3 separate regions of the Homo sapiens genome follow, and regions 1 and 3 are each linked to region 2. A link is a loop called in an ENCODE intact Hi-C map of the cell type or tissue named here. Cell type or tissue: endothelial cell of umbilical vein. All regions are shown on one strand. Links, peaks and the distances in the headings refer to the core of each region. The heading gives the core; the rest is flanking DNA.

Region 1 (10,661 bases), core at 1,460-9,459, 88 kb after region 2:
AGAACAAAGGCGAAAGAAGATCCCTGTGGCCAACTGTGCAGTGAGCCCGGAGACAGGCAGCCAAAGAGGAGCTGGTCAGAGGGGCCTAGAAGGAATTTTTCTAAAAAGACAGAAATGCTAGATTCTCAATTAGGGCTGAACACACTGAGAGGAGATTTACACAGCTGAATTAGTGTTTTGGCAGATAAAATGAAGTCTACAAAACATTAAAAAAAATAGAACAAAATGATAATGATTAATTCCAGAGGAGAAAATACTGTTTGGAAGAGAAAAAGTAACTGTGATATAATTTATGTCTCAGCTGTCGATAGTGTTTACACTATAATAAATGTGAATCCTGAAAATGGCTCTAACCAAAATTACAACAAAATCAGAATGGGAAGATGGGGGGCAGCACAGGAAGTGTGTGTGTGTGTGTGTGTGTGTGTGTGTGTGTGAGAGAGAGAGAGAGGGGTGGCAAAGAGGATAGGAGAGGTGTATGTCAAAGAGACCAGACTCTTATTTTTCACAGTAGAAAGTCCATTGGTAAGTCTTGAAATGGAAAATACAAAAAGTATCAACACAAACAAGTTATTTCGAAATATGAAAGTAAATACCAGAATAATTACTGTAAAAAGAGTTGAGAGTGATTGCCTCTGGGGAAAAAGAAACAGTGGGAACAGGGTAGGAAACTGGTTCTTGTCATAGCAAAAGAATAATTTGTCTTTTAAACTACGTCCATAGATAATTATGACAAAAGTAAAAACAAAAATAGAGAAAAAGAATAAGAGAAGAAAGAAGGCTCACACGTAGACTGTGCACCCACTCTCAGGTAGCACTATTACCAACACCTCCTCAAGCTTTGGCTCATTTAATCCCCACGTGGCACAGTTCCTGTTATCCAGGTGAGAAAAGAGGCCTAGAGACTCTGAAAACCTGCATGGGGCACACATCTAGCAAGAGATTTGCTCAATTCATCCGTCTCCCGGCTCCCCCAACTTTGGGCAACTCTTACCAACACATTATTTTTCTTCTGAGTTAGTTCCTGTAAGGAGGAAAGGTCTGGTCTTTTCCCAAAGCCTTCCTGGAGTTCCTGCTGACTTGGGGACATAACTCTGTCAGTGATTTAATTCATTCCAGATGGAAGGCTCCACTTGGCTCTTAAAACATGCCTTTGGGAGTGCTGAGATTTGCAGATAAGACTTGGGATGAGGGAGGAAGAAAAGGAAGCCAGAGGGTGGCAGAATATGAAGGCTGGGGGTGGGAAAGTCATTTAGGGATGAGTTTGAACCTGATGGAACAGCCTCCTCCACAGCTGTCAGGCCTGCAGCCAGGGTTTGGGGCCTCGGGCCACCAGCCCAGAATCTTAGGGTCAGAGACACATGCACTCCACCCATTCACAAATTCCCCAGACACTTCTGAATGCTCAGTGGCAGACACTGGAGTGGGAGTTGCGATGCAGGGTTGAATAAAATACAAACTACTGCCTTGAGACGTTCACAGTCTAGCAAATGAGACAGCAAAATGGACAAGTGGATAGCGAAATATTTATGATCCTGTGAGATTATAAATATTTGGGACAGAGTACAGAGGGAGGACAAAAGAGAGTCATAGTCATGGAGGAATGGACAGTAGGCTGGGTCATGAAAAATCAACGGGCAAATTCCAGGGAGCAAAGTTGGAAGGGATACACCAGGCAGAGAAAAGGGCAGGGGCAAAGACATGGTGGCCTGCTGGATGGCAAATCATGGAGGCTGGGTGAGAAGGAGCTCTCAGGGTTCCTTGGAGCTGCCCTACACAGCTCGGGGGAGCTGGTATCAGCAGATAGGGTGTCCACTCCTGGTCCCTCCTCTTCTGAGCGTTGTAACCTCAATGAAGGCGCTTCATCTTTCTGAGCATCGGTTTTTAAAATCTATTTATGGAGAAGGTGGTTTTTAAATTAAAAATCAACATGAAAATAATATATCGCATTGTATTGGGAGGGAATTGTTTTTGTTTTTGTTTCTTTAGACACAGGGTTTGCTCTGTCACCCAGGCTGGTGTGCAGCAGCGCAAACATAGCTCACTACAGCTCACTCTCCTGGGCAATCCTTCTACCTCAGCCTCCCGAGTAGCTGGGACTACAGGCATGCACCACCGCACCCAGCCTATATATTTTTTTAAAACCAAGAATGTTGCATACGTGTTTGTGATGAAGAACAAGCTTTTTGGTCCAACTCTCTCTACCCCTGATTCACTTTCCCAAGGCAATGTCTTTTAGCCATTTCTATTTGTATTTATTTAGATGGTTAGCCTCTGTAACTCTACATTAAAGTAGAGTTTGCTTATGGATCTGTTTCTTAATTTACCAACATTAGATAATGAAAAGTAATCATTTAGTTCACATAAACTCCTTTTTCTCTTCTTCTTTGATTCATCTATCTATCTATCTATCTATCTATCTATCTATCTATCTATCTATCTATCTTCTAATCTGTTTTCTACTGGCTATATTTGAACATTTAAACAATTACTTATTTTCTATTTCTTTTTTAAAATTAATTCTATTCACCATCTTGACAACCCTGTATGATGATAAGACTATTAACTCCTCCCTTTTCTTACGTTTTTCCCCCCATTAATGGAGCATTCCATTGGCTACACATTGATTTTTCTATTGTCAAGATAGTTGGCAGGGCACAGTGGCTCACTCACTCTTGTAATATAGAAAATAATGGCAACAATATCTCCCTTTCATTTAAAATGCCAGGTCTTCATATTAAATGAAATGTATGTGAAAGCCTAGAACTGACTTCCTGCCTTGGTACAGCAATCACAATACTGTCTCCAGCTCGGACCTACACTCGGACTAGGTGCACAAGTCTGCTTGCTTCCCAGACCCTGGCTCAAGGACATGAGCTGCTTTGTAGTGAGGTTTTTATTTGTTTACACAAAATAGAAAAGTTGAGGACAATATAGTGAATGTTCCATAACATTAAATTGATTAATTCAGGGGATTTTTATTTACTCTAAAAGTCTGTTCCTTTTACTTATTTTGGTATTAAAATAAAAATGTTATTAAAATTTATAATGAGGGGCCAGCATGGTAGCTCATGCCTGTAACCCCAGCAGTTTGGAAGGCTGAAGCAGGAGGATCACTTGAGCCCAGGAGTTTCAGACCAGCTTGAGCAACGCAGTGAGGCCCTGTCTCTACAAAAAATAAAAAATTAGCCAGGCATGGTGGTGAAAGCCTGTAGTCCCACTTACTTGGGAGGCTGGGGTGGGAGGATTGCCTGATCCCAGGAGGTGGAGGATGCAGTGAGCAATGATTGTACCACTGCACTCCAACCTGGGCAACAGTGAGATCCCATCTCCAAAAAAATTTTTTGGATTAAAATTATCTCACAAAATGATGGATGATTCTTATTCAAAGGCTCCAAAACTGAAATGCAGAACGGATTATATTTTAATGTAGTCCTTGACCAAATAAAAAGTTAGGACTCTTGTTTGGCCTTCCATGTGGGCAGGGGATGCAGTTTGCTTACAGGTCCTTGAAATGCAAATATTTAGGAACCACTGAGCTAAATGGATGGAGAATGGAAATCCAGGTGGTTCTTGACTTTAGCTGCAATGACTTTTGTTTTGAGATAGGGTCTCACTCTGTCACCCAGGCTGAAGTGCAGTGGCCCAATTGTAGCTCATGCAGGCTCAAACTTTTGGGCTCAAGTGATTCTCCAGCCTCAGCCTCCTAAAGTACTGGGATTACAGACATGAGCCCCTGTGCCTGGCCTGCAATGACTTTTTGTCCCCTCTGAGTATGCGCTGTGGAGGTCAGCTTAGGGCGGTACTGAGTGAGTGAGTGGTCTGCATTAGCGAGTGTTGATGAATGAGATGGTGACCTGGGAGGAGACCAGGGCTGACTGCTGGGGCTCAGCCTATGGAACAGGTGGGAATTGGAATTGGAATTCCTCTCTTGGAGATATTGTCCAGGAGAGCCTGTGGCTTTGCTTCTCTTTGAGAACAAAGGAAGGAAAGGGGTTTTGTTACATTAAGATGGCTGGAACTGGAGCATCCAGTGAGTGTCTAAAAATGACATAGAAGGGAGGGTTATTTGAGGCTGGAACCCCAAGAAGCCTCAGGCCAGGTGTGCTACAGAAATCTGGGAAGCCTTCCTGTGGGAGGGAGGGGATGGAATAGAAGTGGCAAAGTGCATGGTGTTTGGGGGGACTGTGGAGGGAACCATCAGGTCAGGCCTGAGGTGGTTAGGGTAGCCTTTTGTGTATGGTGTGATGTAAGCAGCTGTTAAACAGTGGGAAAGGGGGTTCCCTGTCAAATAATTTGGGGAAATGCTAGGTTTAACAAAGTCATACAGGTTTCTTTACCACAGGGCTTGTACATGGTAGTGTGACCAGTGAATCTCCAGGAATCAAATATATGTTTCCTCAAATTACAGACCCTTTCCCTGGAAACTGCCATGGACAGTAGGAGAGAAAAGGGTGGAGGGGTTTGAGGGGCTGAGATCATGGCGAGTCTTGATCCAGAGGCCTCACTCCATCCTGTGTGTGAGAGAAACACGGATAGAGAATTAAACATGCAGAGTCCTGGGGCCCATCCCTAACAGGAGGTCTGAAGCCTGGCCCAGGAATCTATGTGCTTAACAAACTGATTCCCATGCCAGGGCTCCAGGAACCACACTTTGAGAAATGATGAGTGCAGATGAGACAACTCCAATGAACACAAGTCCTGGAAGCCACAGCATTGGACGGCACTTAAGGATTTAAGCCTCCATGAGGATGGAGGGCTGAGAGCTAAGAGCCTAGATCTCCCGCCCCGCTAAGGGATTTGGGTGGGGAGAGCTGAGCCGCCCATGGTCTGGCTGTGCAGGTGACCACAGCGAAGCCACTTGCCTTCCCCCTGGTGTCTGAAGTGAGATACTGCAGATCAGGGCTTGCAGACCTCCCAGAGCAGGTTGGCTGGCAGCTGCCCTCAGAGATGTAAGAGGACAAGGCCCAGCTCAACCCCGCCTCTTCCAGAAAGCCTCTCTCCCCTGGCTCCTCTGTGCTCCTTCAACACCCGTTTCTGAAACACACCACCTCACTTTGCCACACCTCCTCCTGATGTTTCTAAAATGGTTATTTTAGATCTTATGGGAAGGATAGGGGCACTGATAGCTTTATCTCTGAAAGTGGGGAGCCCAGGGACACTGTCTATAGCTGAAAATAGAAGTATCCTACTTAGACTTACAAAGATAACAACCAAGGAGCAAATGCCAGCCATCTAACTGGATGGGGGGGAAGGGGGAGAGGAGATCCCCCATCTGATACGGCCAAATATCTGTAAAACAGATAAATCAAGAGAGCAGAAAGACATCATACTGTATGGCTCCATTTATACGACATTGTGGAGAAGGCAAAATCAGACCCATGGCTGTCAGGGAAGATTTGGGGATGAGCTGAAGAAGGAAATGGCTTTGCAGTCCGGCTGGGAGACAGGACGGGGAGGAAACCTACTGGGGAGCAGGGTGGGTTAGGGAAAGTAACCTACCCCAGCAGACCATGCGACACTAGTGGGAAAAGATCTGCCTGCTTGGCCCAGTGCACAGAGCTTTCCCAACCCTGTCCTGGTTGCTGACTAATGTCTTAGGGATGTGAGAGGCCGGGGGAGGGATGTGGCCAAGGATTCTGGGAGGGGCGGTTACAAGATCTTGGGTAGGAATGAGAACAACAGCAAGAGCAACTGACTTGATCAGAGCTTCCCAACCTATGGGCTTATTTAATCCTCACAATGATTCTATGGACTTCTTATTATCCCTACATGGCAGAGGAGGAGACTGGAGCCCAGTGATATTAGGTAATCTGCACAAAGTAACACAACCAATAAGAGAGAGAGGGTTTTGGACACAGGCACCTTTGGCTTCAGCACCCTTGCCTTTAATGGCCACTGCTCTGTATGGTACGAAGTCCGTGAAGCCAGTGATGGTGGAGAATCTTCTATGACATTCGTGCAATGCAATGCACCTATCCCACCATAGCTTACCCACTTCTGTTGATAGGTACTCACTATTTTCCTGGGAAGGCCATGCTTAAATGGACTCAAAGTCAACTTCCTTATGCATTCATCCACAGCCCCAGTTACCCTTTTAATCCTTGAGGTAGTCACGAGTGCTGCCAGTCAATCATTCCTATCTGCACATGGGCTCTAGGTGTGATTGCACTTCCTGGCCCCATGAAGTTACGTGTTGCCATGTGACTTCCTTTGGCCAGTGAAATGTGAGCAGAAGCCTAAATAGCCAGTGTGTGGCTTACCTCTTTCCTATGCCATTGCTGCAGTGTCTTGGGGAGCTCATGCCTACATGAAGCCTGACTTGCCCTGAATCCCCGAGCAACTAGGATGAGGAGAGCTCCATGCTGACCTGTGTTGAACATGTAATGTGAGCAAGAAATAAACCTTGGCTGTGTGAGCCACTGAGATTTGGGGATTGTTTATTATTATAGCAAAACCTAACCAATCCTGGCTCAATCTGTTCCCAGAGAACAAGTGTCCACTCAGGGTCAACAACAGTCCAGCCTCTTCTAAGTCTTCTCTAACCTGGATAGCCCCCAGTTTTTCCAGCTGAGCCTTCAGTTTGCTGACCTCTCACCTGATCTCTTCTTCCAGACACACTGCAGTGTGGAAAGGGAACACCATCACCCAGGAGCAATTTGTAAAATCTATTATCCCTTCCCCCTTCTCAGTATTCTTTATTTTTACTTTTATTTATTTATCTTTTTTGAGATGGAGTCTTGCTCTGTTGCCCAGGCTGGAGTGCAGCGGCGCGATCTCGGCTCACTGAAAGCTCTGCCTCCCAGTTCACGCCATTCTCCTGCCTTAGCCTCTTGAGTAGCTGGGACTACAGGCGCCTGCCACCACGCCCGGCTAATTTTTGTATTTTTAGTAGAGATGGGGTTTCACCGTGTTAGCCAGGATGGTCTTGATCTCCTGACCTTGTGATCTGCCCGCCTTGGTCTCCCAAAGTGCTGGGATTACAGGTGTGAGCCACTGCGCCCAGCCCTTTCTCAGTATTCTTTCTACCTCAGTGATGCAGCCAATGATTGCACTGAGCCTTCAGCAGGCAAACAAGGCTAACCCCATCCCTGGGTTCCGTTCTGGACCTGCCTGGTTCTAATTCTTTGGGCTCTGGATAAAATGAGGCTTCAATATGTAGAGGTAGATTGACCTAGTTCTGGGTTTCCTTCTGTCTTGACACTACTACTAACTTACCGGGTCACTATGGGCAATTTACCTAACCTCTCTGAGCCTGTCTTCTCAAATGAAGGCTAGAAGTAATAAGACCAACTTTGAGATGGCGGTAAGCATCAGGTACAGCACCCAGCACCTCCCTGGTGCCTGGTGGGCCTGTGCAGATGTTATTGCCTTTTATTTTTCCCTCACCCCCATCTCTTTCAGGCTCACAAGATGGAGAAAGGGGAAGGCATTTCTGGAATGAGGCCCCAGTCGGCTCCTGCACCATTGCTCTGTCCCAATCTCTGAGTTTTAGGCCAGCCAGAGGCCCTTCTAGCCCCCCTTCCAGGTCACAGCTGTCTGTTCTCCCTTCCCTTGTCACAGGGGCTGCCCCATGGGGCTGCGAGAGAGGGAGGGGGATTCCAGGCTGCAGATGTCCAGGACTCAGAGAAGTCTGCAGAGCTAATCCTGGGGCTGCTGGCGAGGCCAGGCCAGGGCCTTAGAAGTGGCTTTCAAGAGGTCCTCTCCTGCCTGCCGGCAGCGTGTGGCTCAGCTCGAATTTCCGAGGCCCCCAACTCAGGAACAGCTGCGTGGCTTCCCCTCTCCTCCCTCTGTTCCCTCCTTTCTTCCCCATACATGAGTCAAAGAGACAGCCAGGCAGGGCTAGCCAGGGGTCTGGACAGAATCCAGAAGTCTCCAGCCACTCAACCCTGGTCTCTCTGAAGCCTGGGGAGCTCAGACACCTGGGGTTTCTTGGGCCTTTCAACTCCAGACATATTCCTGCTGCTCTTCATTTGGCCAAAAACCTCTGGCCCAGCTTTGATGTTTGCCTTTTTGTCCACCCCTTGGTTCTCTGGCTGGGCAGGCTTCCTGGGACACCTTCTACCCAGTGTGGTGGGGCGGGACCTGCCTTGGGGTGGAGCCTCCTAGTTTGGTAGTACGCCCACCCACAAGCCTTCCCAGCCTCCTCCTTCCCCCAGGTCCCTAAATGTCCCTTCCAACTGCCTCCCAGAGCAACAACCTCTGACTCTCCTTTCCATGTCCCTATCAACATCTCCACACCCACCCCAGGGAAAGGCGAGAGAGAGAGTGTGTGTGTGTGTTACACGTGTAATGCTTGTTACATGAAAAGCTTGTTTGGTTATATCCTTAACTATCTTGCTGGGTTTTTTTTGACAAATAAGGAAACAAGAGCCAGACAGGGTGGGAAATTTGACTGGTTCACAGAAAGAGGAAATGGTAAAGCCAGGATTTAAACCCAGTTGTGATGATTCTGAGCCCATGCTCTTTCTTCACGCCACCATGTGGCCTGGAAAAGACCTGCCACACACCTGCCCAGGAGCATGCAGGGAGTGAGTGATTCACCCCCTGCCCCAGATACAAGCGGCCCATGACCAGGGACTCAGGCCACTTCCACAGAACACGCTTGGTCCAGAGTGACAGTGAGGAGAGAATGACTTGGCTGGTGCAGGAGACCCCCATGCTAGTTCCTCTTGGTGATGGGTCCCCAGGGTGAGGCATGAATCTGCTCCCGCTGGGCCTCCAGTCTCCCTCACAGTACAAGTTCATTTAGGTGCTGGGAGTGACCCTGGGGGAACAGATGGTGCTGCATGATCATACATGATCCTGAAACACAAGCCAGCTACTCCTTCTGGTGTCCACCAAAGAAACAGGGATCCAAGCCAAGCTGGGGGGAAAATCTGCCCTTGCAGGTTTACTGAGGGACTGTATGGGGAATTCTACTAGGTGTCTCCTAAGATACTTTTTTTTTGAGACAAGGTCTCTGTCTGTCACCCAGGCTGGAATGCAGTGGTGTGATCTCAGGTCACTGCAGCCTCAAACTACTGGGCTTAAGCAATCCACCCATTTCAGCCTCCTGAGTAGCTGGGACTACAGGTGGGTACCAACATGGCTGGCTAATTTTTGTATTTTTTGTGGAGTTGGGGTTTCAACATGTTTCCCAGGATGGTCTTGAACTCCTGAGCCCAAGCATCATGCCCACCTCGGCCTCCCACAGTGCTGGGATGACAGGCCTGAGCAGCCGGCCCAAAGATACCTTCAGGGGAAAGACTGACTCTACACAGTCCCAACCTTGGGATGATAAACTAACCCCAAACATGGAGTAGTAGGTGGCCCCTTACTCCCAGCAAGTCCTTCTCTAATGGTGAGATTCCAGGACAGGGGAGAAGTCTAGGGAGAGAGACTGGGGACATGCGGCCTTCCGGGACCTCAGTCTCACACCACCGGGTCCTGGGCTCCCTGTTGTCTCTTATCAATCTAGGTTTCCAGCGTGGTGCAGTGAAGGAGTGTGTGACCCAGGCCCCAGCCGCACTCTGCAATGACACCATGGGCAAGTCCCTTAAACCCGCTCCAGACCTCAGTTTCCTCATCTGTCAGCTGAGACTACTGGACAAATGACCAGATGAAGTTCTAGAGCCCTGGAGGACTCTGTCTGGGCTGGAGACAGCTCAAGACCCTGCCCAGGAAGCAGAATGGCTTCTAGTGCTGGCTACATCTGGCCTGAGGCTGCTTGCTTATGGTTTGGGACTGGTTACCAGATCTGCTTCCAGGGATGGTGTCATCGCCTCATTTTATAGGTGAGAAAAACCCCTTTGTTTCCCGAGGGTCCTGTGCAGCCTTCCCTGCCCCTCCAGCTCCTACTACCTCTACCTTCTGTCTGTCCCTCTGTTCTGAAGCTCCTGTGTTCTGTCCTTGTCCTACTCAGGCCTGCTCTTCTCTGAGGCCACAGGCTCAGGGCTCTGCAGGCCTCTTCATCATGTCCCAGGAGCCCCAACCCTCAAACAACTGCCCATTTCCCTTTCCTCTGTGTCAAAACTCCATGTTTCGGCCTGCAATTGTCACAGGCCCAATGGACCTTTCACACCAGCTGGCTGAGCTTGAACAGGTCACTTGAGCCCAGAGCCTGGACACGTGTGAAACAAAGACTGCAATAATCTCACAGTGACTGGAGCAGCTGTCTCACACTGGGTGCTTACTGAGACAGGCTGGACACCATGTCCTCACCATCAGCCCATGAAATGAGAGCCATCTCTCTCCCATGTCGAGCTTGAGAATGTGCCTGCCTGACAGAGGTGTAGGACTGCCTCAGCAAGGGCATAGTATACAATAGGTGCTTAATAAATGGGGACAATTGTGTTAAGATTTGTGGAACCCCAGGGGCAGTGGCTCAGCATCAGGTGGTTTAAAAACCCTCTGCCAGGTCAAGGCTGGCCTGGAATTGAAGGAGGATAGCAGAGGAGGGTGTTTGGTGGGCCCTGCAGTGGGAAGCTAGAGGTGGCCAAGGCTGGGGAGGTGGGCGGTGCAGGTACCCTGCGCCTACTGCATTAGCCCCATTTTTAAAAATTGAGATCACATTACAAATAATTAGCCATTTGATGAGTGGCATTTAGTATATTGACACTGCTGTCAACCTCTGTGCAACCTCTATTTAGTTCCAAAACGTTTTTCACCACCTGAAAAGG
Region 2 (10,661 bases), core at 871-8,870:
GAGCTTTGACTTGTATGTCTTTTATTATGAGCAAGAGTGAATTTGCCATGCATTTAAGACTCACTTGTGTTTCCTTTGTGAACTAATTGTTCATACTTTTTGTGATTCTTTTTTCATGCAGGAATAGCCTAATATTTTTCTTGTTGATTTGTAACTGCATTTTATATATGAAAGAAACTAGCTATCTCCCACACAGTGTTATTTTAACAGCTTTGCTGATATAATTCATGTATCTTACAGTTTACCCATTTAAAGTGGACAAATCAATTGGTTTTAAGTAAATTCACAGAGTATACAGTCATCACCACAATCTAATTTTAGAATATTTTTATTGACCCCCCAAAAGTAGCCCTATACCCAGTAATAGTCCTTCCCCATCCTACTCCCACTTCCTTATCCCACACAGCCCTAGGCAGCCACTAGTGTACTTTCTGTCTGTCCGGATTTCCCCATTCTAGGTATTTAATATAAGTAGAAACATACAACATTTGTCCTTTTGTGTCTGGCTTCACTTAGTGTCATGTTTTCAAGGTTTGTTCATGCTACAGCATATGTCAGCACTTCAATCCTTTCTGTTGCCAAATAATATTCCACTGTATGGATATGCCATGCTTTATTACCCCATTTATTAGATGATAGACACTGGGGCTGTTTCTAATGTTTGACTATTATGAATAATGCTATTATGAACATTCACGTGCAAGCTGCAAGTGTTCTTAAAAGTTGAATGAGTTACCCTAATATTTGCAAATGGGAGATTTCACACAGAAATACGACCACACTGGTCTAGAATCCTTGCTGGTTGAGGTTAAGGAGTGGCTGCCCCATCAGCTTGCATGCACGTGCTTCCTCCACATCACCTCTGCTCCCACCAACTAGAGCTGAATTTACGTTCTCTACTAGGCCCTCGCAGGCTTTGAGTTGGAGAGGCTTAAATGCAGGCTCTCCACAGTGGTTATTCAAAGTGTGGTCCCCGGACCAACAGCGACAGCACCACCAGCTTGTTAGAAATGTAGAGTCTGGAGCCCCACCTTGGATCTGCAGAATCAGAACTGCATTTTAACAAGAGCCCCAGAGAATTCATATGCCATTACGTTAAAGAAGTGCTGGGCTATGAGATGATGTTGCCATAGTAACTTTCCTTGGGGAACTGCCCATTTATGAAGTGGTGCATAATGGTTAAGGGCACACGCTCTGGATCCAGATCCCAGCTCTGTGATCTTGGGCAAGTTACTTCACAAGGATAAGGATAGTAACTACCATATAAGACTGTTCTGAGGATTAAATGAGCTGAGGAGTAAATGCAAAACATTTAGAACAGTGCCTGGCACACAGAAGACAAAACAGGAATATTAATGCCATTGTTATTTATTAATGTAGAACAAAAAGTGGTATATAAAATTGGTACATAGTTTCTTCCTTTAGTAATCATGCCTCTTTGTCCCAGGCGCCATTACTACCACTTGGTGATAGCCTGCTAGAATTTCAGACAAAACATTAAGAGGGGACATACGTGCTGAGTGCGCAGATCTAAAGTTAGAAAGTGACACCAACACCACCCTGATCTCCTGGGCCCACTGCCTAACGTCTTTGGATCCTCAGTGGCCTTCCTGGCAGCTGTAACATTCTTGGGAGAAGGTTCAGCCTGAGCTCCAGGGCAGGGCTGCCCTCAGCACTGGTCAGATCTGAGAAAGGGGTCAGCCACACCCAGGGGAGTGCTCAGTGGGCAGCTAGGGCCCGGGGCCAGTCAGTTTGTAATAGAGGGGTCAACGTGTGCCTCTGAAGGCACACTGAGCTCTGTTGATCTCAAGTTAGTGCATGTCCCTCTGACTGTTTCTGGTGCTACCTTCTCCTTCACCTGGGGTCTGGAACCTGTGACTTCTAAGCCACCCCCTCTATCACAACCCCTCATCTTCCATTATCTGAAATAAAGCACTGGATGAACTCACTCCCCCATGTCTCCCCAGAAGCATCTACGTCTTCAGAGGGGATGAGGGGGCAGGCATGGGTGCCTCCCTGATGCTGAGGTCTGAGACTCCTTGATCGAAGGTGGGAACTTGGGGACTCTCACCAGCCAGGCCCACTCTGGATCTGGTTCTGCAGGCCTCTGAGCTCAGAGAGCTCACAGGACCTGGTGCCTGGCCTCACACAGTTGGGGCAAAGGACAGGGGTCAAGGTACCAGAAGGAGGGGTCAAGTCATTCCAGGACACTGGGCAGAGTGAAGCGTGGGGACTGGGGCCAGACTGGAGGTGGACTCTGGGAATTTGTTCCCAGAGCCCCTGCTTCAGAAATGAACGGGAAGAAAACCCACACAGATAAAGAAGACACTGAGTGAGAACCGAAGGGAACAGGAAGATGAAAGAGAAGAGCGAGGGGTGAGCCAGGAAGCACAGACGCACCATGTAATTAGAAAAGCAGCCGTCTGGAGCCGTCCGTCAGGGCGTGTGGGCTGCTTGGCAGGCAAGGGATGGGGCCCCAGCCTCCTGCAGGACCAGACGTCCTCAGCGCACCATTCCCACGGCTGCTGTCAGGCCAGGCACTGGGAGGGCCCGGCTCCAACACGCCATTGCATGGGATGTGGCTCCAATTGTGGTCTCCAGGGCCAGATGCCTGCAATGACATCTGGCTCTGCCTGTGACTATCCAGGGAGTTCCTCGCCAAGTTATTCAAACTCTCTGTGCCTTGGTTTCCTCATCTGGAAACCAGGATGATGATAAAGGACCTGCCTCCCGGGGCTGTTGGGATTTGACACATTCATGCGTGTAAAGGTCTCAGCTCAGTGGTTGGCACACTGCAAGTGCTCGGTCACCATTAGCTATTTCAGGGTGATTCTCTTCTTCGTTGCCTGCACTAGGAGAGGGAGCAGAGGTGTCTGAGGTATTGCCGAGGCTAGGGCTGAGGTCCACAGGCATTAGTCCCAGGAGGATGGTTCCAGAGATGGGAGGGAAACCTGGGAGGGATATCTGGGTAGCTCTCTATCCCTGGGTAGGAATGGACTGGCAAGCAAAAGAAGAAACAGCATTAGGCATCTTCGCTTTCTAGAATTCTCATGGAAGGACCACGCTGCAGAAGCTCTGGGGACACTGCTGGCAGAGGTTGAGGAAAGAGGAAAGAGAACTGGCATTTGTGTGGCACCACCTGTGTGCTGGGCTTTATGCTTAGGACTCCACAGCCCGTCAGACCCCCAGCCAACTCTCCTGGAATCCTGTGGGGCAGGGGACATTATCAACCTATTAACAGATGGTGAAACTGAGGCACAGGGAAGGGGTGGGACTTGCCAAAGTGCTTCCAGTGCGTGAAGGGCAGCAGGCTAGGCTCAGCAGGCTCTTCCACAAGGCCACACTTGACCCACCTCTTCTGTCTGCCACCCCCAAAATTGCCCCCACCATGATGGAGGCTTGTGTTGGTGGGGAGAGACCCCCTAGCAGGAATTTTATAAGAAAATTCCTAGGGCCTCCCCTCAGCCCAGTCCAGTGTCAGGCCTTGGCGGTGACCTCGGTAGAGGTGGCCTACAGGGCAGGGGTAAAGGCAGTGGATGGAGGAGAAGAAGGACTGTGGGCAGCTCTTAGCAGCAAGGAGCCATTTCCTGGAAGGGTTCAGTCCCGACGTTGTTTATGCTTACAAATGAGGGCAGGGCCAAGGGGAGAAGGAATTTCTAACGGAACAAAGGCTTCTCTACTCACCACACACCCCCCTGCCTCCTCCCAGAAAGGCACGGCCTCTTCTCATAAACTTCAGCATGAAACAGACGGTAACTGCTGACAGCACTGCAGGGGCCACCACCCGCCCGGCTGGGAAGGAAGCCAGGCCTGACCAGGCTCTCCTGACCCAGGCCCCTGCCACGTACCCCTCTGGGGGATCACATCTGCCAGGAGCCTGGGCAAAGCTCACTGGAGCTCAGAAACCACTCCTTGTAGCACAGACAGGCCCTTTGGGGACCAGAGAGGCAAGGGGACTCACTCAAGGACACACTCAGTAAATCTGACTGAGCTCGGGGGAGGGAAGGATCCTCTGACTTCCAGAGTGAGGCTGGGATCCTCACACGAGGGCAGCCTGGGAAGTGGGAAGCTGTGGCCAGTATGGGGGTGGGAAGGAGGAGCCAAGCCAAGGAGCAGAGAAGGCAGCGCTGCAGGGCGGGGAAGTGGGAGGGGCCCCCCGGGCAAGCCAGCGGCTTCGGAAGAGATGTGGAGGAGGCTCACACTCTCTGGGCACTTCTTCAGAATGGTTCAGTGTTTTCTTCCCATCCCTGCGTGAAATCTCTTGAGGTTGGCTGGGAGGTGGTGAGCTGCCTTTTACTGGGGGTATGCAAGCAGAGGCTGAGAGAACAAGTATCAGGGAGGCTGCTGAGGGGGCCTTTGCCCTGGTCAGGCAGGTGGATCTGGTGACTCTGGAGGCACTTCCAACTCTACAGTCCTCCCAACCCCTGCAGCTGGTAAAGGCCAACCAGGCAGGTGTGGAGACAGGCACTCTGAGATGCTGCTGGGGTGGGGGCTGAACAGGTATATTTTCCTACTGTATTTCTATAGGACAACTTCAAACTTCTGTAAGCCTTCAAACTTTAAAAAAATGTGCATTCCTTATCCTAAGCAAATCCATCTCTGGGCGACTATCCCAAGGAAATTATCAGACATGCGGACAAAAGGGGTGTTCAAAAATGTCCATTACAGCATGAGTTAGGACAATGTAAATCTGGAATGAGCGAAACATTCAACAACAATGCCCGGGTTCCCTAAATTACGTTATACCCTTTGGATGAATGACAATAAAGCCACTAAAATAGTTATGGTGATTTTTGTTCGGGGTTTGGGAAAATACTTATAAAGAGAGCAGGATAAGCAACCGAAGATAACCGCTGCACAAGAACAGGACTGGCAGGAAAGCAGCCACAAGGGCTGAGAGACAGGACTGTTGATGATCTTACTTCTGCAGCTTATGCTCTGTCTTAATGAATGAATTGCCTTTAATGAGTGGGTATGGCTTGGAAGAAGATGGTAGCCAGCCCACTCCCTGGCCTGCAGGCCCCTCCTGCCCCCTAGGGGGCGCACTGTGCTTTCCCAAGGTGACAGAAACCCCACAGAGATGGTGGCTGTGGCCACACTCCTGCCCCTGCAGGTGTGGACCCTGGGGCCTGGGCACTGGCTGGCTTCAGGCTGCTGGTTCTGTTGGATCATACTCATGTCCATAGAGCTAGCCCCCCAACTGTGGAATGCACTCCCCACCCCTGGGTCCCTTCTGCTCCTTCCATTTTAAGGGAAGCCAGACATGTCCACACACTGTCACGTGACACCACAGCCTGACTGGTCACTCCCCTCCAGGTGCTTGAAGTCCCACCACGAGTGAGTGATCCTTTAGGGTGAAGCTTGATCTCCCCATCCCTTTTAGACAATGAGTCCCTTTTGCACAGAGGTGACATTGTGGCCTTTGGTTGTTGAGGCAGAGAATCATAGGGACCAGGAGGAGAGCAGGGTGGGCACTGAGAGCCTGAGGCTGTGCCCTGCACGCCAAGACTCCAGGCTGCACTGTGCCCCAGGATGCACGGCCTCTGCCCTCTGGATATGGGTTCCAGCTATAGGCCTCGATACCTCCCAGCCTGAGGTATGTGCCTCACCCCCAGACCTGGCCTTGCCACTCCCATCTGCACAGGGGCGCAGGCCTGTGCCCTGCCAAACCCTGGGATGGAGAAATCACTGTTGCTCCAACATTGGGTATTTTTGGTCAGGGCCAGGCACTCTTTGTGTCCCGACAACCATCCATGAGCTAAGTACGGTTAGTCCCAGGTTTCAGATGGGAACGCTGACGCATGTAGAGGTTACATGGCTTGCCCAAGCTACGCTGCCAGGAAATGGGGTAGTCCAGATCCGAGCCCAAGCCACCTAACGTGGGCTCACTTTCTAAATTGCTACACAACATGCCAGGATTGCACAAAGAAGAGACCCACCAAGCCGGGATGGTGAGAAACGGGAAGGGGCCGCTGTTCTCATGGGTCCTGGCATGCTGGGGGCATCCCTCCCCATCTCTGGGCCTCAGTTTTCCCATCTCCAGAATGAGAGGTTGGACTGACTGCTGGGCAGGGTCACTGGCCTCCCAGGAGGCCCATAACTCAGCATGTGCCTGGCAGCCCACTCACGCTCCGCCCTCCCATGGAGCACAAGGCCGACCCCACCGTGCGTCCAGCTGAGAGGCTCTGGCTGGAGCCAAGAGGAGCAGGGGGAGGAAATAAAGAACAGATGGGCTGCCTGCTGGCCCCTGTCCTGCCCGGTCTGCCCAGTCTGCGTGCTTTCCTGCAGCCCGGCCGCTGAGGTGGCCCTGGGCTCCAGTCTACCTTCCCAGAGAGCAAGAGCCCCGGTCTCAGGAGTTCGAGAAAGACTTTCCACTGATGTAGAAACAGAGGCCACAGGGGTGGGGCAACTAGTCCACAGAGGGGGCGCAGGGCTGACCACGGACTCACGACCCCAGCCCAGGATCCTCTGTGTGGCCTTGCTGGCCCTTTCTGGAGGCCTTTACCAGAGGAGGCAGAAGGTCCCTGGTCATTCTCCCTAGTGTCTCTCCTTGAGCCTGGGGCAGTGCGGAGTAAACAGGGGATAGAGGTCAGAGGTCCAGGTTGGGCCCTGGCTCTCCCACGCCTGTCTTAGATACTTGGTTTTTCTTTTTTTTTCTTTTTTCTTTTTTTTGAGACGGAGTCTCGCTCTGTCACCCAGGCTGGAGTGCAGTGGCGTGATCTCCGCTCACTGCAAGCTCCACCTCCCAGTTCCATGCCATTCTCCTGCCTTGGCCTCCCAAGTAGCTGGGACTATAGGTGCCCGCCACCACGCCCGGCTAATTTTTTGTATTTTTAGTAGAGACGGGGTTTCACTGTGTTAGCCAGGATGGTTTCGATCTCCTGACCTTGTGATACGCCCGCCTCGGCCTCCCAAAGTGTGGGGATTATAGGCGTGAGCCACTGTGCCCGGCCAGAGCCTTGGTTTTTCTATCTTCCATGTGAGGGGGCTGCTCTGGTGGAGCTGGAGACACTAGCATTCAATGAGCACCTACAATGTGCCACACGCTTTCTGACCTGGCTCTCCAGAGCTCTTTCATTTAACAGGAGAGCAAACTGAGGTACAGAGAGGCCAAGCAACCTGCTCAAGGCCACACAGCCATGGAGCCAGAACTTAAACCCAATTTGCTGACTCCAAAACGACACTTTCCACTGAATGTGCGGCCTCTCCGTGAGACGGTTGAGAGAAAATTAAAGAAAAAGCCTGCTCCTAGGAACACAGCCGCACCTCTTACCTCCGACCCTGGCCACCACCTCAATATTCATTTGTTCACCTAATTTACACTGAGCACCCACTCTGCACCAGGCTCTGTGGAAAATTCCAGAAATATGGAAACAAGACAGATGAAGAATGCCCTGTCTTCATGGAGCTCTCAGTCCAAGGCCTTCCAAAGAAGTCAGCCCTGTGACCCTTTCCCCAACCGTGACCCACACCAGTCGCGAACTCCCCTAGCCACATACTCCTGGGCTCAAGCCCAAGTCGGACTCACACCTGTGAAAACACACTTGGATTCACGCCCTCAGGCAGAGGCCAGACAGACCTCCCAAGTGACAGGCATGGGACCTATGCATGCCACATGAAATTATCTCTGATCACTGCCACGGCCTCATTGAATCAGCACTCTTAACCCTAATGACGGATGAGGAAACTGAGGCTCGAGACAGGGGCAGCAAGTCTGCCAAGTGCTGAGCCCCTGGCTTTTCCTTCCCCTCTGTGCTCTGTGGTACTGCTTTAGGGACCAACCAAAGACCTCCACACTCACATGTCCACATGCACGGCCGGGGGAGGCAGGTGGAAGGGCTGCGTCCCTGCAGCCTGGTCTGGGCAGCTGCAGGCTCCACGGAGGCCCCGGAGGAAGCAGGCGGTCAGAGGGACAGGTGGGCTGGGCCGCGGCCTGCAGGATGCTGGGAGGGAGGAAGGACGCGGCAAGAGGCCACCCGGGGCTTCCTCTGGAGCCTCAAGGGCCTCCTTGTCTGCGCACAGCCGTCCTCGCCTCCTTGCCCAGGGCCCCCTCCCCTCTTCTGGGTTCCTGCTGCAGCCCAGCATGGGCCCAGAAGGCCTGGCCTCTTGTCACCCCTCCCACCCCCGTTCCCAGCCCAAAGCCACCACAAAAATGCCATCCTGATTCCACAACACTAGGGTTTGTCAAAGTGCAAGGAACAATGGGAGCTTTCACAGGGACAGGAAAAGGCCTCAGGAAAACCCTGGGGAGGGGGGCATGGAGTGGGGGTGTGGAGAGGAGGGAAGGGAGATAGAGAGGAGAAAACAAGCGGGGGACAGAGAGATGAGGGAGAGATCCTGGAGAGACAGGGAGTGAGGACACGATGTTGGGAATGAGGGGCAGGGAGTGAGAGAGCGCCCGTCAGAGCAGATAAGAGGAGAAGGGGGGACAGGGTGCCCAGGAGAGGCGAGACATGATGCAGAAACAAACCAAAAGGGCTGGGAGACAGAGACATTCGGGGGAACGGGGCCCACAGAGGCCAAGGAGCCCCTCCAGGACCCAGAGAAGTGCCAAGCCCCCCAACACCCCGTGCCTCCAGCCCTGTGCCCGGCCCTGAGGCGCTGCTGCCCAGAAGGCAGCAAGAAGCCCCCTCTCCAAATCCCACCCCAGCCAGGCGATTTGAAGTAATCTCAGGCAAAACTTTTTGGAAAGCAAAGACATTTTAATCACATGAACAGCCACTCCCTAAGTTATCTGTTTCCTGCTCTGGCTTTCCTCCCTTAGCAAACCACACGGATCAGAGCGGAGGGGCGGGAGGGGAAGAGGGGCCGGTCCAGAGGGGTGGAAAGCTTCCGAATCACAGGGATTGCAAAAGACAGAGGTTTCCTCCGCCACTGCAGAGACAGGGATTGCTGGCTGCCTTAGTGGGTGGATGGAAGATCTGCAGCCACCCTGCTGTTTGCTGATTGCTGGAGGGGACTATTGAGTTTGAAAACCATTTGTTGTTTCCAGATCTTGCACATCCCTCTTTGGGTCCCGTTTGCTCAGCAAGACCTTTCTTCCGACTGCACCTCTCTCTCCTGCTGCAGTCACCGCCTGAGTTGGGCCAGGCAGAATCTCCCCAAATACTTAAATGAAGGCCCACTTCAGGTTTGGGCCTCACCGCAGAGCTGAGATGAAACATGCAAGGCATTCGGGCCCCTTCCCCTTCTGGCCCCAGCTGACCTTCCACCCACAGCACTTACACTCAAATAAAGAAAAGTCACTCCCTGCAAGTGACATGCTGCCCATCTGTGCCTTTTTCTTGCTGTTCCCTGTACCCAACACTTCACCAGTGAACAGCCATGTACCCTTCAAGAGCAAGCTCCAGGGGCACCCTGGTCTCCCTGGCCCAGAGAGGGCTAATGCACTGCTCAGGAGCTCACTCCACTGCTGAGTCCCAGGCTGGCTGGTGTGGAGATAAGAACCCACCCGCCGCCTTGCCCTGGAGAAGGCCCTCTCCCTGAACTTCCAGGGGACTCTGTGGTTTGCACCACACGCTTAGCTCCAGGAAAGGCGAGAGACATGATCTTCCCTAGGTCATGTCCTGCCCTGACCCAACCTCCAGCTTGCCAAACTCAGAGATTTCACCCGAAATTTAAACGAAATTCCCCTACTGCCATCTTGTTTCCCACAAGCCTCTCTGTGTGCTGCGGTCAGGTGCACCCTCCACACCTCTCACTTCTATGGTAGCACTAGGCTCAGGCTGGGGCTCAGAATCCTTTGGCAGCTGGAGGGGACACCAGGAGTGGCAGTGCCTGCAAAGGGTGAGGTGTGAGGTGGACAGCAGAAGTTAGGGCAGGGTGGAGGTCGCACAGGTAGGAGGTGGCAATGCCAGGGCTGATCATGGCGTGGGCTCTGTCCAGTCCCAGGACGCCTCCTTGGGCAGTGCTGAGCACCCTGGACGGCTGTCTTGAGCTAGCAGCGCCATTTGCACAGGGCAGCTGGCCCCTGGCTCTGTGTCTGAAGGCGTCCCTGGCAAGGCCTGGATAGACATGGCCGTGACCAGCCCAGCCTTCCCTGGCTGGAGGGAAGGTGGTGGGTCAAGAGGTGGAAAGGCCTCAGCCTGGAGTGAGGCTTTGGGTGTGAGGGCCACAGCCCTGGGAGGAGGGGACAGGGGAGCTCAGCTCAAAATAGTGATGGGGGAAGGGTGTGCAGGGTGGCCAAGTGCCAGAAAAGAAATCTGATCTGCCCTGGCCAGTGAAATGCTGAAGTCAGCAGTTTGGGGCCACTCTGGCAGAGGCCTGGGGGCTGAGGCCCCCACTGCTGCCTGGCAAGAGGCTGTGGGCGTGACTTCCAGCCTCGCAAAACCCTCACATAAATCACCTCCTCTCTCTGGGATTCGATCTCCTCATCTGGGTAGAAAGAGAAGCAAACTTTCCATCTCTGGGTGAGCGCTGGAGCTCACAGCACTTAGGAGACTGTGGCAACCACAGACCGGGGTGGAGAGTGCTGAGTCTCCCCTGCGTGCTGGGGCTGGCCACGCACACAACCTGTAGGTAGCTTCATTGTGATCCCATTTCCAGGTGAGGAAATAGAGGCTCAGAGAGGTTAAGTCACCTGTCCAAGGTCACAAAGCAAATAAGCAGAAGGCTTCGAACCATGGCCTTTCTCCCTGTTGCCCAATTCCCTCCTTGCTGAG
Region 3 (10,661 bases), core at 1,456-9,455, 68 kb after region 2:
TGGATTCAGCATCATGGATATCACAAGGGACCTTGAAGAAAGCAGTTTGGGAGGAGTGAGGGAGGCAAAACTGTGACTGGAGTTGGCACAAGAGATACAAGGAGCTCTGATGGGGGCCTGTGCTGTGGATGAGCCACAGGAGCAGAGAGGGGAGGGCAGAATCAGGAGATGTTTAAGAGGGTCTGATGATTGAATGGATATGGGGAATTCAGGAGAGCAAAGCTCTAGGATGACATCCAGTTTTCTGGCTTGGGTCATTGGCTGGATGATGGGGCTGTACTGAGACTGCAAATGTGGGAAGACACGCAAGTTTTCATGGGGAAATGAGGAGTTCAGTATGGGTGTGCTGAGTTTGAGATGTCTTGAGACTTCTGGTTCATGTGTATGGGACCATTTGGGTAGTCAAATCTTCAGGAGAAAGATCTGGGCTGACAGATGCCAATTTAGGAGATTAAAGAAGAGATTCAGAAAGACATCAGGTAAAGGAAGATCAGGACTGAAAATTGGTTCTGTGGTTAAGGATGACAACATTTTCCATTTATCAGCCCATTTTGTCAGTTCTGTATTACATTAGACCCTTATACACTGTGATGGTTAATTTTAGGCATCAACTTGGCTGGGTTAAGGGATGCCCAGATAGCTGGTAAAACATTATTTCTGCATGTCCTCGGGGGTGTTTCTGGAAGAGATTAGCATTGGAATCAGTAGACTGAGTTAGGAAGATCGTCCACACCCATGTGAACATCATCTAATCCACTGAGAGCCCAATAGAACAAAAAGGTGGAGTAAAGGGGAATTCACTCTCTCTTCTGCAGCTGGGACATCTATCTTCCTCTTCCCTCAGACATTGGAGCTCCAGGTTCTGGGGCCTTCAGGCTCAGGACTTAAACCAGTACCTCCTACAGATTCGCAGGCCTCCAGCCTCAGACTGAGAGTTATACTGTCAGCTTCCCTGGTTCTCCAGCTTGCAGTGGCACAGCGTGGGGCTTCTTGGCTTTCATAATCACGTGAGCCAATTCTCATCACAAATCCCCTCTTACATATCCACATCAGTATATTCTATTGGCTCCATTTCTCTGACTAATGCATATCCCTTACCTCATTTGTTCTCACAGCCACCCTATGACACCAGACACCTCATTTTGCCAGATGTGAGACAGACATTCACAGGTGGTAAGTGACTTGCCCCAATTCACACCTGGATTAAATGGTAATCCAGCATGCAAAGCCCACAGTCTTTCCATGGCCTAGGAAGTTAGCAGGGACGTTGGACTGTGGAGTTACCAACCCAGACACCCAGAGTGTGCCAGGCCTGGTGCTGAGGTCCAGGGCAGAGGGTATTGTGGAGCAGGGTACAGGCTCACAGCGGGAGCTCTCACAGCTATGACCCGTCTGAATGTGCCTGTGGGTTCAGCCAAAGCCCATGGGTGTGGGCAGCCTGGAATCTGAGGCCGGTCAGCTGTGGTCCCTGTCTCCTGGCAGAAGATGTGCTTGGTTCGGGGTTGGCTTGCCCTGGTTTGGCCTGGGAAGATCCCCAGAGACAAGCTTCCCACAGCGGTCAGCTCCAAGTCGGCTGACCAGAAAGCACTACAGCCCACAGAGTGTCCCTGGAGACCAGCAGCAGAGCAGCTGCCTTCCCCAGTTCTCTGTTTTCTGCCTGCCCTGCCTGTGTTACTATCTCAGCCTGACCTGATAGTGACAGGGACTTGATCCTGCCTAGGGACTGTACATTTTCTCCCATGGAGTGAGAGAGGCAGTGCCAGCTCCCAGCCACCACCATTGCCCTAGGACAAAGTGCCACTCTTGCTTGATGGGAAGCCAGGCTTAGTGGACTGCCCTGCTACTGATGGTCTTGCTGCAAGCAGGGCGGCCACTCTTGACTCCCTCCATTGTGCTAGGGTCTTACCATCCTCTGGGGCCTTCACATCAAAGTTCACCTCAGAACCTGTGAAGAGAGAATGGATTTATTTTGCAAGATGAGGTTACACCCAAGGGAGGACTTAGTGACCACTGGGTCATTATTGTGTTCATCATTAAAAGTTCCGATTAATTGCACAGTGTGGGCTTAGTTTTTTTTTCAGAGTTGATCATTGTCCCTGGGGAAATTTGTAGTCTGAGACGGATAGGCTTGTTCAAAATGCAAGTGGTAGAAAAGACATTTGCAAACATCAGGCAGAATCCAGAACTCAACAGATGGAAAGAATGTGAACTTAAGGAAAAAGACATATATCTTAGATATGACACCAAAAACTCAAGCAATGACAACAAAGTAGATAAATAGAATAATTAAAATAAAATATTTGTGCTTCAAAGGATACTATCAAAGAGGTGAAAGGGCAACCCACAGAATGGGAGAAAATATTTGCAAATCATATATCTGAGAAGGGACCTGTAGCCACAATACATAAAAAAAAAAAAAACTATTACAACTCATTGATTAAAAAAAAAAAAGGCTGGATGTCGTGGCTCATGTCTGTAATCCCAGTACTTTTGGGAGGCCAAGGCTAGAGGATTGCTTGAGCCCAGGGGTTCTAGATGAGCCGGAACAACATAGGGAGACCCTTTCTCTACAAAAAACAATTTTTTTTAAAGTATCTGGACATGGTGATGGGCACCTGTGGTCTCAGCTACTTGGGAGGCTGAGCTGGGAGGATCACTTGAGCCTGGGAAGTCAAGGCAGCAGTGAGCCATGATCGGGCTACTGGATTCCACCCTGGGTGACAGAGGAAACCCTCTGTCAAAAACAAAGAAGGCCAGGCACGGTGGCTCATGCCTGTAATCCCACCACTTTGGGAGGCCAAGGCTTGAGCCCAGGAGTTTGAGACTAGTCTGGGCAACATGATGAAACCCCATCTTTACCAAAAATGCAAAAATTAGCCAACCTCATACTCAGTCTCAAAATAAATAAATAAATAAATAAATAAAAATTAAATTAAGGCCGGGCGTGGTGGCTCACGCCTGTAATCCCAGCACTTTGGGAGGCTGAGACGGGCGGATCACGAGGTCAGGAGATCGAGACCATCCTGGCTAACATGGTGAAACCCCGTCTCTACTAAAAATACAAAAATTAGCCGGGCATGGTGGCGCGCGCCTGTAGTCCCAGCTACACGGGAGGCTGAGGCAGGAGAATGGCGTGAACCCGGGAGGCGGAGCTTGCAGTGAGTCGAGATCGCGCCACTGCACTCCAGCCTGGGCGACAGAGCAAAACTCCGTCTCAAAAAAAAAAAAAAAAAAAAAAAAAAAAAAAAAAAAATTAAATTAAAAAATTAAAACAAATGAAAACAAATCAAATAACCCAATTTTTAAAATGGGAAAACAAATATTTCTTTAAAGAAGACATACAAATGGCCAATAGGTGCATGAGAAAATGCTCAATATCATTAGTCATTTGGGAAATGCAAATCAAAACCTCTGTGAGATACCACTTCGTACCCACTGGGATAGGCAAAGATGTGGAGAAATTGGAACCCTCAAACATTGATGGTAGAAATGTAAAATGGTGCAGCCACTATAGAAAACAGTTTGGGGCTGGGAGCAGTGGCTCACGCCTGTAATCCCAGCACCTTGGCAGGCCAAGGAAGGCAGATCGCTTGAGGTCAGGAATTCGAGACCAGCCTGGCCAACATGGTGAGACCCCATTTCCACTAAAAGATACAAAAAATAGCCAGACGTGGTGACAAGCGCCTGTAATCCCAGCTACTCAGGAGGCTGAGGCAAGAGAAACACTTGAACCCTGGAGGCGGAAACTACAGTGAGCCGAGATTGTGCCACTGCACTTCACCCTGGGTGACATAGGGAGAGTCTTGTCTCAAAAAAAAAAAAAAAATTAAAAAAAATTTTAAAAAAGAACACAGTTTGGTGGCTCCTCAACGAGTTAAACAGAGAATTGCCACATGACTCAGCAATCCCACTTCTAAGTCTATACCCAAAAGGATTGAAAACAAACAGGTACTTAAATAGTTGTACACAAATGCTCATAGAAGCACTACTCGCAATAGACAAAAAGTGGAAATCACCCAGATATCCATCAATGGATGAATGGGTACAAAAAAATGTGAACATTATTCAGCCATTACAAAAAGTAAAGTGCTGATGCATGCTACAACATAAATAAACTTTGAAAACGTTATGGTAAGTGAAAACGGCCATACTTAAAAGGTCAAATTTTGTATGATTCTATTTATATGAATGTCCAGAATAGGCAAATCTGTAGACACAGAAAGCAGCTTGTTGGATGCCAGGGGCTGGGGAGGGTGGAGGGATAATGGCAAGTGACCACTAGAGAGTATGGGGTTTCATTTCGGGGTGATGAAAATGTCCTGGAATTAGATAGTGGTAACGGTTGCACAACTCTGTGAATACACTAGAAAACACTAAATGTTGTATTTTAAAAAGGTGAGTGATATGTTATGTGAATCATATCTCAATTGAACAAAAGAAGGCTGTAGGCTGGGCATGGTGGCTCACGCCTGTAATCCCAGCACTTTGGGAGGCCGAGGCAGGCGGATCACCTGAGGTCAGGAGTTCAAGACCAGTCTGGCTAACATGGTGAAACCCCGTCTCTACTAAAAAGTACAAAAATTAGCCTGGAGTGGTAGTGTGTACCTGTAATCCCAGGTACTCAGGAGGCTGAGGCAGGAGAATCGCTTGAACCGGGAGGCGGAGGTTGCAGCCACTGCACTCCAGTCCAGTCGACAGAGCAAGACTCTGTTTCAAAAAAAAAAAAAAAAAAAGGCTGTAAACTCCTTGGTCAATTGTGAGAACTTGTTCTCCAGCGCCCCCTATGGGGGATCACAGACTCTGTTGCCTCCATGTTGAAGGACAGGATAGCCAGGGACCTGGAACAAGAGCCCTGGCAAAGTAGCTTGAGCAAAAGGGAAGATTTGCCAGATAGATGCAGAAATATCTGATGGTACCTGAGGGCAGCCAGGGCAGGACTTTCAAGGCAGTGAAGACACAAAGGGGGAAGCTGGCCGGAGCCCAGGCAGCCCCTCTCCCAGCCTCCTTCCTTTCTCTGCCCCAACCTCCTCAGGCTCCAGGGACTTCTGTTTTTCTCTGTTATGTAAGAATCCTCATGACCAGTCTGAAGGTTCTGTCTGCTTATCGGTGGCTCACCAGTGGAGCCCTGGAAACACCCGACCCTGGCACTCTATGTTCCAGCTCTAGGAGATAGTGGACCTGCCTGGCTTCTGGATTAATTCTCCGTGGTCAAACGTCCACTCAAAGTCCGATCAGCTGGACCTCAGAAGAGGCTGGAAATGGGCTGCTCCTCTTGGATCCTAAGGATGGTTTGTGTCACTAAGCAGGAGACAGACAGGGCTGAAGAACACAGAAACCAGGAACTCAAATATGCTGTGTCTCTTCTCTCTGTTTCCCTCCCTCTCAGCTCTCTCCCTGCACTGCACACTGGCAGCAGCTCCAGACCTGCACACCCTGGAGAAGGAAGGATTGGGATTCTTCCACTTCCAACCCAGTGAATCTGAGGGAAGAACTCTGCCTAATCCAGCTTGTCCTGAGGTCAAAGAAGCCCCAGAGGAAGGGTGATAATACTGCTAGGGCCCCCTCTATAGGCGTGTGCATGGGGTGGAACAGTTCCCAAGAAGGGGAGGGGAAGGCACAACTACAGTCATCTACTACAAGATCTATAAAAGCTGGGGAGAGGGGTTGAGGAGAGCATAGGACCACCAGCCTGTCTGATCAACATGTGAGGCCTTCTTGGAGGAAGGCAGGATTTCCAGAGTGTTTCCATGGTAGGAACGTTACTATTTGCCATCAAATTGCAGGATTGCTAGAACATGGGATTTGAAACCCCCTCAATGGATTCTGAAAATCAGGGAAGGTGAAGGGAAGACCTCATCAATAAGATACCGTAATACACAAGCCTGTTAGGAAGCTACCATGTGCTCGGTACTTCCCATTCCCCGAGCACCTCCTCAAATGAGTTCCTTTCACTGTTTTTCAGATAAGGGAAACTGAGGCTCTGAAAGGCATACTTATCTGAGCAGAGCAGGATCCCTGGAGGGCTCAGACTCCAGCCCAGACCCCTTCTATCATGGTGTACTGCCCCACCCTTTGCAGACCTCTTAGGTGGTGGGGGATCAGGCCTGGGACTAGATGAGGGGGACTGGATGTGTGTGGCCAGATGGGAGCAGCCTAGACCTCAGGAACTAAAGCTGCAGGGCACGTGGCCTTCCCTAGGCACTGCAGAGCTCTGTGGGAACTGATGAGGTGGGAGGAGGCAGTGTTTCTATGTGTGGGAGATCATATCCTTCCAATAAACACATGCGTGAGGGGCCTGGGGCTCCTCCCTGTGACTGAGGCCATTTGTTTCTAAGCAGTAAACTGTGACTGACCTGGAGACCAACCAATGCTTCCAGGGAAGATGCTCATCGGATGCCCTCCAGCTTCAAGATGGCTTCCTCAAGGGCCTCCCCAGCTCCCCACTCCAGATGTTGGGGCCCTTCTGTGACCACCATCTTTGAGGTGACAGGCCTGTGAGTGGTCAGTTTGTTCCAGAGAAGTCTTTGGGAAATGCAATCACTGTTTACACATTCCTGTTGGACTCAGATTTAGGACAGATGAAGCAGATGTGTCCTGGATATCCCAGAGGGGAGGGCTGGGCCCATGGGAGAAGACACAGGAAGGAATGTTCCGACTCAATATGAAGAGAGACTTCCAGGGGTTATAGACGTCTCTAGAATGAATGTGGGTTACTCTGGAGGAGTGAGCTCCCCTTGGTCTGAGGTATACAAGCTGAGACTGAATGTCACCGTGGAAGACAGATGAGGAAGGAATCACAGCAACACAAGTGAATTAAACTATGAGACTTTCAAAGTCCTCTCCCAGGCAGGGCCCAGTGGCTCACACCTATAATCCCAGCACTTTGGGAGGCAAAGGCCAGAGGATCGCTTGAGCTCAGGAGTTCGATACCAGCTGGGCAGCATAGAAAGTTTTGAAATGTTCTACAAAATAATTAAAAATTAGCCGGGTGTGGTGGTGTGTGTCTGTAGTCCCAGCTACTCAGGAGGCTGAGGTAGGAGGATCTCTTGAGCGAGGGAAGTTGAAGCTGCTGTGAGCTATGATCATGTCACTGCACACCAGCCTGGGCAACAGAGCAAGACCCTATCTCCAAAAAATAAAATAAAAAGAAAATGAAGTCCTCTTCCAGCCCTGATTTTTCAGGTTTCTATACTCTTCCTCTTGCAAGCTTTATTTCCACTCCACTATCACCTTTTGGTTTAGGGAAACAAATTATGTGATGAACATGGCTTCTGGCTTCTCAGTGTCCTTCCTACCCTCCCAATGTTCAGGAACTGCTGCCATGCAGTTCTAGGTGGGGAGGGGTGGGGGGCTTGTCCCGCCCCCAGCACTAGAGGAGGCCCTAGTTTGCCTCAGTCAGTCAGCATAGCCACATCTCTTGCCACAGTGGCTGCTGGGTGGGCAGTACCTGAAGACCAAGGCAGTCCAGAGAGAGTATTCGCTGGGACACAGGTTTTGGCTCCGGTGGAGGCATGGAGCTCAGCAGGGTGAAGCAGAGCAAGGCCCAGGACTTGTGTGTGATGATGGTGGGAGGGAGTGTCCCCTGTCTTTGGCCTGACGGAGGAAGCACATGCCCTGGTGCGACAGATGCGCTCGTGCCCTTGCTCATATTCTCCTATCTCGTATTACCAGCTTTTGCTTTTTATTTTATTTTATTTTATTTTGAGACGGAGTCTTGCTCTGTCGCCCAGGCTGGAGTGCAGTGGCGCGATCTCAGCTCACTGCAGGCTCTGCTCCCCGGGTTCACGCCATTCTCCTGCCTCAGCCTCCCCGAGTATCTGGGACTACAGGTGCCCGCCACCACGCCCGGCTAATTTTTTATATTTTTAGTAGAGACGGGGTTTCACCGTGTTAGCCAGGATGGTCTCGATCTCCTGACCTCGTGATCTGCCTGCCTTGGCCTCCCAAAGTGCTGGGATTACAGGCGTGAGCCACCGCGCCCGGCCTTTTTTTTTTCTTTTTTGAGACAGGGCCTCTATCACCCAGGCTGGAGTGCAGTGGTGTGATGATGGCTCACTGCAGCCTTGACCTCCCAGGCTCAGGTCATCCTCTCACCTCAGCCTCTTGAGTAGCTGACTACAGGTGTGCACCACCACGCCTGGCTAATTTTTGTATTTTTTTTGTGGAGATGGGATTTTGCCATGTTGCCCAGGCTGATCTCGAACTCCTAAGCTCAAGTGACCCTCCCACCTCAGCTTCCCAAAGTGCTGGGACTACAAGGATGAGCCAAGGCACCTGGCCTGGCTTTTGCTTTTTTTTCCCACTGGCTGCTGGAGCCCACTCCACCTGCTCCAAGGCAGGCCCAAAGTGCCATGCATACTTAGTGGGACAGCTCTGACACATGGTTTTATGTTGGTCCCTGAAATTCCTCAGTAAGATTGTACTCTAGTTTTCCAGAGGTAATTTTCCAGATAGCCCTTTATGGGCTGTTTTCCTTCCCTGTATCAGTTTCTCATGTTCCTACTGGTGTTTCTGAATAACTGGTGTTTATTTGGAATTAGTTTCCAAATAAACTCCTTATCCTCATATCCTTGTCTCAGGATCTGGGGAGACTCTAATGTGAGACACATGAACTGGTGCTGATGGCTGCCCTAAGCTGTAATAGGAGCGAGCCTTAGGATGGGATCAGGACCACGGAAGAAGGCAGAGCTGAAAGAACATGAAAAGTGGCTCCTTGGGACATCGAGAAACCCTTGGGCCCACCCTTCCTTGAAGTCTGCCTGTGCTCCAGCTGTTACATTATTGTGAACAATGAATTTCCTTTCTAGTTAAGCCAGCTTGAGTTGCATTGAGTTTTCTATTACTTGGAAACAAAAGCATTGTAAGCGATATAATTCATAACACGGAGTGGCCTAACCATAACCTTGCAGCCTGGTGTAGTGAACAGTAAATGTTTGATGATAAGACAAGGAGAGGCCAGGCATGGTGGCTCACACCTGTAATCCCAGCACTTTGAGAGGCCGAGATGGGAGGATTGCTTGAGTACAAGTGTCTGAGACCAGCCTGGGCAACATGGCGAAACCCCATGTCTATAAAACATGCAAAAATTAGCTGGGCATGGTGGCGCATGCCTGTAGTCCCAGCTACTAGGGAGGCTGAGGTGGGAGGAGCAATTGAGCCTGGGAGGTCAAGGCTGCAACGAGCTGTGATTGTACCATTGCACTCCAGCCTGGGCAACAGAGTGAGACCCTATCTCAAGAAAAGAAAAAAAAAAAACAAGGGAGAAGGAGTGACAGCTGGCTGAAGAAGGCACAGTCAGGCAGGAGGGACACAGTTCAACTCTCAGTTCTGCCACTTAGCAGTTAAGTGATTTGACACATTACTTCTGTCTTATTTATAAAACAGGAGCAATGTTTCCAGTCTTTCAGGGTTATTGTGAAGATTTTGAAAATCACTTTTGAAAAGTAGCTAGCACGTAGCAAGTGTTCAATAAATGGTAGCTCTTCTTGATAATAGAAAAAGGAAAAGAAGGAGGAAAGAGGGAAAGGAGCAGTAACAGGAAGATTTCCTCTGTGCACTTGACGATTTTTTTTTTTTAAGACAGAGTCTCACTGTGTCGCCCAGGCTGGAGTGTAGTGGCAGGATCTCGGCTCACTGCAACCTCCACCTCCCGGGTTCAAGCAATTCTCCTGCCTCAGCCTTCTGAGTAACTGGGATTACAGGCGCGCACCACCATGCCAGGCTAATTTTTGTATTTTTAGTACAGACGGGATTTCACCATGTTGATCAGAATGGTTTCCAACTCCTGACCTTGTGATCCACCTGCCTCGGCCTCTCAAAGTTCTGGGATTATAGGCGTGAGTCACTGTACCCAGCCCCTTGACAATCTATTTAGCTAACAGAAGTTTAGAGTTGGGGAGGGGAGTGGTCGGGTCTGACTGGAAGGAGGGTCTGTCTTGGGATGTGAGGGAGGTAGGGTTAGTGGCTAACATCTACTGAGCACTTTTCAAGCACCAGGCACTGTTCTGAGTCTTTTCCACTTATAATTCTTTTAGTCTTCCTAAAGACTCTTTGAGGCACATACTACTATTACCAATCATTTATCCCTTTACACAGAAGGAAACTGAGGCACAGACAGGTTAAGTAACTTGCCCAAGATCTCACAGAAAGTATATGGCAGAGTCAGATGAGAACCAGGTGGTCCAGCTGCAGATCCCACACTCCTGACAGCTGCTGACTCTTTGGAGCCTGAGACAAGGTTAATGTCACAGATGCTGGATGACGTGAATTATAGGACAAGACATTTGGATTCTGTCCTGTAGGTGGTAAAAGTTTACTGGTGCAGGTCTGGGGACAGTGAGAACATTGCATAATCCCCGGGTAATCGGTTACATAACTATGGAGTCATCCTTGGAACCAGGTTTTTACCCCATTGTTCCCATGGGAACAAATCCTCCAATGTATTTTTCAAAGAGGAAACCAGAGAGTTGCGAGGCTGCTGTTGACCCCTGGGAGAGAAGAGCCAACAATGTAGGAGGAAGATCGAAGGTTGAAATAAACACTAAGAGAAACTTCCGAGGGGCTGTAAGACCCTAAACCGTGCTCTGGTGAGGCACTGGGAATCATCCTTCCCCAAAGAAGGGATTTTCACTCATCTGAAGGTGGTTTAGGGGCTGACAAAA

What was found. Hi-C counts contacts between places; a loop is a spot of excess contacts. Peaks named below come from ENCODE experiments on the same cell type or tissue, not always from the same donor. Only the 100,000 strongest peaks of a DNase experiment are listed, where the experiment ranks them.
Region 1: it touches region 2 in a loop (12-fold over the local background); 10 of 110 quality-filtered maps call a loop at or near these places.
Region 3: a loop joins it to region 2, with 9 times the contacts of the local background. A loop is called at or near these places in 24 of 110 quality-filtered maps.

The regions. Positions count from the first base shown.
Region 1 is chr10:79,482,907-79,493,567 of GRCh38, forward strand. No RefSeq gene overlaps it. Among named protein-coding and RNA genes, the nearest start is that of EIF5AL1, 24 kb to the right of the region's middle. RefSeq lists an enhancer at 7,550-7,609 and a cis regulatory region at 8,174-8,674. In endothelial cell of umbilical vein, for the core only: a CTCF peak has its summit at 4,892 (motif pointing left); a DNase peak (open chromatin) is centred at 4,865; H3K27me3 peaks cover 326 bases.
Region 2 is chr10:79,395,622-79,406,282 of GRCh38, forward strand. All of the region lies in intron 2 of ZCCHC24 (zinc finger CCHC-type containing 24), which reads right to left. Among named protein-coding and RNA genes, the nearest start is that of ZCCHC24, 45 kb to the right of the region's middle. RefSeq lists cis regulatory regions at 3,814-4,314, 8,569-9,069, 8,576-9,076 and enhancers at 7,325-8,133, 9,750-10,557. In endothelial cell of umbilical vein, for the core only: a CTCF peak has its summit at 5,012; a DNase peak (open chromatin) is centred at 3,940; H3K27ac peaks cover 752 bases.
Region 3 is chr10:79,462,805-79,473,465 of GRCh38, forward strand. No RefSeq gene overlaps it. Among named protein-coding and RNA genes, the nearest start is that of ZCCHC24, 23 kb to the left of the region's middle. In endothelial cell of umbilical vein, for the core only: a CTCF peak has its summit at 4,793 (motif pointing left); a DNase peak (open chromatin) is centred at 4,777; H3K27me3 peaks cover 478 bases.